Linked DNA regions of Homo sapiens: region 2 is linked to region 1. A link is an interaction called in ENCODE POLR2A ChIA-PET data of the cell type or tissue named here. Cell type or tissue: GM12878. All regions are shown on one strand. Each heading gives the region's core, and the rest is flanking DNA. Links, peaks and the distances in the headings are about the cores only. Region 1 overlaps PPP2R5E (protein phosphatase 2 regulatory subunit B'epsilon). Region 2 overlaps WDR89 (WD repeat domain 89).

Region 1 (2,804 bases), core at 51-2,550:
CTTGAAAGAATTTTGTAAAACAATGTATTTTTTGTATTGATTCTGAAAAGTTTTTTTCCTACATGTTTACATAGTTGCATAACGTGTAATTTCTAGGATATTTTAAAATGTTGACATTTAATAATTAAACTGTTGCATTACTTTTATATATGTATTTAAAGGTACTGGTGGACAGCAATTTGTTTCCTACCATCATCTTCTAAAAAATTGAATGAATTCTTTAACTGTTTGTTGAAGTTGTATTTCCATTGTACTCACTCCAGAATTTTGTCAGAATAAAAAATATTTTTAGACTCGAAAGTCTTATTAACCGATAACCCTCTCATACTTCTCATACTTTAAAAATATATCATTTTAAAATAAAGAAAGTTAAAATGTCTTGTGACCATGAGGCTGTGTTAATTCAATTCAGAAGTAAACAGAATTTGTCATTGCCATTATCACATAATTCAAACTAATATAAAGGTATTACATTTTGATAAATGATTGTTAAAACTATTAAATAGTTATTGGAAATGTATCTCAATGAAATGCATAGGACTGTGGCTTTTTTTAAATTAAATAAATGAGCTCTTCATACATGGGTGAATATTGATTATTGCCAGAATGGGGATTTAGCATCAATTTTTTTTTTTTTTTTTTTTTTTTGAGATGGAGTCTTGCTCTATCGCCCAGGCTGGAGTGCAGTGGTGCGATCTCGGCTCACTGCAACCTCCGCCCCCTGGATTCAAGCAATTCCCCTGCCTCACCCTCCCTAGTAGCTGGGATTACAGGTGCACGCTACCACGCCCAGCTAATTTTTAAATTTTAAGTAGAGACGGAGTTTCAGCATGTTGGCCAGCTGGTCTCGAACTCCTGACCTCAGGTGATTCACCCGCCTCGGCCTCCCAAAGTGTTGGGATTACAGGTGTGAGCCACCACACCCGGCCAATTCTATTTCATACTTTTCTTTTTTATTGTGATAGAGCACTGACAAATCCTAATTATATAAATAAGAGATAGGAATGGGAAGTGTTCTGTTATTGCAGCATCACTCAGTCCCTTGAACTGTTTCTGAGTTATGTGTCAAAAATCAATCTACCACCAAAAATTATTTTTGATGACAATTGGTTAGATCCTCCTTCAGTATTGTTGAAAGCAGATAAACTACTAGATTTGCAAAAGAATTTGTTTTCCAGTTGCTATTTTCTTAACACTCAAACCGACCCTTTGTTTGGTGACAGGGAGGGAAGTGAGCTGTGCTAAGGTTTGGGATCAGTGAGCAGGTGTGTTTCTCCTTTTAATGTGAGAGAAGGAAGATTTTGAAAGGGAAGCTGAAAAAGAAGAATTTGCAGTGTCATTGCAGACAAGATTTCAGGCTGGTGGTTTTAGGATGAAATACATAAAAAAATGGAGTCTGGCCAGGCACAGTGGCTCATGCCTGTAATCCCGGCACTTTGAGAGGCTGAGAAAGGAGGATCGCTTGAGACTAGGAGTTCGAGACCAGCCTGTGCAAGAAAGTGAGTCCCTATGTCTACCAAAAATTGAAAAAATAGCAGGGCATGGTGGCTTGTGCCTGTAGTCCCAGCTTCTTGGGAGGTTGAGGTGGGAGGTTTCCTTGAGCCCAGGAGTTGGAGGCTGCATTGAACTATGATCACTCTACTGCACTTCAGCCTGGGTAACAGAGTAAGACCCCAACTGTTTTTTTTGAGACAGGGTCTCGCTCTGTTGCCTAGACTGGAGTGCAGTGGTGTGATCTCGGTTCACTGCAGCCTCTGCCTCCCAGATTCAAGCAATTCTCCCACCTCAGCCTCCCGAGTAGCTGGGATTACAGGCACACCAACACACCTGGCTAATTTTTGTATTTTTAGTAGAGACAGAGTTTCACCATGTTGGCCAGGCTGGTCCTGAACTCCTGGCCTCCCATGATCTACCCTCCTTGGCCTCCCAAAGTGCTGGGATTACAGGCATGAGCCACCACACCTGGCCGAGACCCCAACTCTTAAGAAAAAGAAAATTGAGGCTGTGGAAATGAATTTCCTTAAAATTATCTGTGGAGTAAGATTGGTAAAAGGTTGGTAATTTTTGATCCTGGGTGATGAGTATGTGAAGGTTTATTATACTGTCCTTTCTACTTTTGAGTATATTTTAATATTTATATTACAAAAAGGAAAAACAAAGCAAAAATTCTTTGTGGAAAGTTTTACTATGTATGCATTCAAATTTGAGTAGCGACCTTTGGTGCCTTAACACTGTTAGTCTGAGTGTTAACAAAATAAGGCATTCTTTTAGGTTGAACCAGATGAAATTTCCAATATTTGACCATCTTGATGTATAAAACTGGCACTTGCATATGGTTTAACCTAATCTTTTATTGCATATATTAGTTCTTCCCTCTCCATCAGTTTCATTTCACTAACTGGGATTCAGTGAGAATTTTTTTTTAGGTTCTCCCATTCTCAGAGATCATCCTTTTCAGTTAAGATTTGTTGAAAAGAATTTTAGTTTGTTGTCAGTATGGTGTTAGGTGCTACATAGACTGAGTTAAACAGGCAGCCACTTCTTACCTTTATTGTACTAAAGACTTAAGTTATGTTTTGTTCAGTGTCTGTTCTAAGTGTAGACAAACAAACCAGTCAGTTCATTTAGCAAGGTGCCAAGTGAACGGAGCTAGAATATTTAGGGACAGGCAGGTGAAGCTTTCACCTGAATAGTACCTGAGAAGTTGGCTTTATTTATTTTTTTTACTGTAAATGTGTGAGGTAGAAAAACAAGGCTGTCCAGCACGTGGCAGTTCTGAGGATGATCCTTGAGGGGTGATGTCT
Region 2 (2,804 bases), core at 261-2,760, 150 kb before region 1:
ACAGGGTTTCGCCATGTTGGCCAAGCTGGTCTCGAACTCCTGGACTGAAGTGATACACCTGCCTCGGCCTCCCAAAGTGTTGGGTTTATAGGTGTGAGCCACTGTGCCCGGCCTGAAATTTAAGTAATTATTAATATGGTAAACATCTTTCTATTTGGAGATTGGAATTATGTCCTGATGATTTTTTACAGTTCTCGTAATTTTAATTTTTGGACCTCCTGCTAGATGGCAGTAGTAATCAATGCCAAGGGCCAGGAAGGAAACTTTTAAAACGGTTTGATAGCTTAAGTCTAATTCTTATGTTTAGTGAAGTTGCAACTGACCGTACATGATTTTCAGTTCTTTTTATCCTTCACATCTGATCTACAAAGCACATGTGAACTTTTTATCCTCTTAATATCCGTTTTTTTCTGGATAGTTCAATAATTATGCCTTTTGTTTGTTATTTCTCTGATATCAGGGTCTTTTACTGTGTTCAGTAGAGAGGAAATGAGTTTAGAACTTAGTAGATTCTGATCTTCCCTCATTATAACACCAAAGTGGTTAAAAGAACTAGTTCTGCTATATCTTTACATGAATATTATACAAGCTATAAATATTTACATTTAGGGATGTGTTTTGATTTCTATTTCAACGTAGTCCTTTTGAATGGTCTCCTAATTTGGAAAATTAAATAGTGAATCAACCTCAAAATGCAAAACAAAGTCTGTAGCTGTCAATAAATATTTATAAAATATTGCTTTATTGTCTGAGAGATATGTTTACATGATTATAAACTATCCAGTGTCAGGAAAAGCCTCATTCTGGCTTAATCTTATTTCATCTACCAATTAACAGTGGAAATTTTAAAAATCATTAATATGTTAAAGTGTCTTTCTGCTTGATGAATTAGGGTAGCATTTTTAGGGGAACATTTGTATTGTGAATTCACCTTAGAAGCATCTAGTCTATATACATACATAAATATATATATATACTTACACACATATTTATACATAAAAGGGGTGGAAATCCTGTCAAATACTAGTTTATTCTGCAGGTTATCATTTGACATTACATATTGCATTTCTTTAACATTCTCTATACTCCCACCTAGTGGTATATGAGTGCTGCTTTTGTGCCAGGCACCATTTAACATGGTAATTAATTTATGAAACCCTATGGCATTGATATTGCTATCTCCTGTTTAAACTACAGGAAACTGAAACATATAGTTAGTAAAGCCAGGATTTGTGCTCTGGCAGTCTGACTCTATACCCATTCTCAGCTATCATGCAATACCTGTCTCAGCTTCCTCATCTAAAACACTGTAATAAAAGGACTATCTTTTAGGATTATTGGGAGGGTTCATTGAAGCAATTCATGTGCAGAGGCTGACATGGTAACCGAGAATGGTAATGATCAGTTAATATTAGCTGTCATTTGGCTACTTTTCTGGTTTTCTTCCCATTCTTTTTTCATTTTTCTCTATTATAGGGTGCTTGGCCTGCTGCTTGCCATCATTCTGTATAATTCATCTGCTATCATTCTGTATAATTCATCTGTATAATTCATCCAGTTTCCTAGTTTGGGTTTTTGTTTGTTTGAGACGGAGTCTTGCTCTATCATCCATGCTGGAGTGCAGTGGTGTGATCACGGCTCACTGCAACCTCCACCTCCCGGGTTCAATTGATTCTCGTGCCTTAGCCTCCCTAGTAGCTGAGACTACAGGTTTGCGCCACCATGCCTGGCTAATTTTTGTATTTTTTTAAGTAGAGACGGGTTTCACCATGTTGGCCAGGCTGGTCTTGAACTCCTGGCCTCAGATGATCCATCCACCTCAGCCTCCCAAGGTGCTGGGATAAGGGGCAGGAGCCATCACGCCCGGCCTACTTTCCTAGTTTTTAAGTGCTGCTACTTCCTATAGTCTGATAACAGAATCCCGTACTTTCCCTCTGAGTTGTAGACTGATGTATACAAATGTTTGTCCTTGGCCATCCCCAGAAGTCCCTCAGGCTTATATGAGTAAAACTAAGGGCATTTCTTTGTTTTTTTTCCCCCCATTTTCTTGATTTTTGGATTTACTTTTTTTTGTTTTTAGTTTTTTTTTTGTTTGTTTGTTTTTTTGAGGCAGAGTCTCCCTCTGTTGCTCAGGCTGGAGTGCAGTGGTGCACTGTCGGCTCACTGCAGCCTTCACCTCCCAGGTTCAAGCAATTCTCCTGTCTTAGCCTCCCAAGTAGCTGGGATTACAGGCGTGTCCCATCACGCCCGGCTAATTTTTCTGTTTTTAGTAGAGACGGGTTTTCGCCAGGTTGGCCAGGCTGGTCTCAAACTCCTGGCCTCAGGTGATCTGCCTGCCTAGGCCTCCCAAAGTGCTGGGATTACAGGCGTGAACCACCGCACCTGGCCTGGATTTACTTTCTGACTCAACTCCGCTTGGTCATCCAATGCAAGAATCAGCCTGGATTCCTTCTGCACCTGTTCCTCCCCCGTGCTTCCAAATCGAGTCAGTGCCAAGCTTCACTAATGTTAACTTGCTGAATATTTCTCTGGCCAGGTGTGGTGGCTCACATTTGTAATCCCAGGTACAAGAGACTGGGAGGTTGAGGCAAGAGAATCACTTGAGCTCAGGAGTTCAGGAACAGCCTGAGCAACATAGCAAGACCTCATCTCTACTAAAAATTAAAAAAAAATTTTTTTTTTTAATTGGCCAGGCGTGGTTGTGTGCACCTGTATTTTCAGCTACTTGGAAGGCTGAGGTGGCACGATTGCTTGAGCCTGGGAGATTGAGCCTGCAGTGAGTGGCAGTTGCACCACTGCACTCC

What was found. Peaks named below come from ENCODE experiments on the same cell type or tissue, not always from the same donor. Only the 100,000 strongest peaks of a DNase experiment are listed, where the experiment ranks them.
Region 2: POLR2A ChIA-PET joins it to region 1 with 11 read pairs; 6 of 35 experiments call an interaction of 5 or more read pairs at or near these places.

The regions. Positions count from the first base shown.
Region 1 is chr14:63,479,340-63,482,143 of GRCh38, reverse strand. All of the region lies in intron 2 of PPP2R5E (protein phosphatase 2 regulatory subunit B'epsilon), which reads left to right. It also overlaps the pseudogene LOC124900352. Among named protein-coding and RNA genes, the nearest start is that of PPP2R5E, 63 kb to the left of the region's middle. In GM12878, for the core only: no CTCF peak of the experiment used is centred there; no DNase peak of the experiment used is centred there; H3K27ac peaks cover 1,285 bases.
Region 2 is chr14:63,631,414-63,634,217 of GRCh38, reverse strand. The region is part of intron 1 of WDR89 (WD repeat domain 89); the gene reads left to right. Among named protein-coding and RNA genes, the nearest start is that of WDR89, 9.1 kb to the left of the region's middle. In GM12878, for the core only: a CTCF peak has its summit at 1,110 (motif pointing left); no DNase peak of the experiment used is centred there.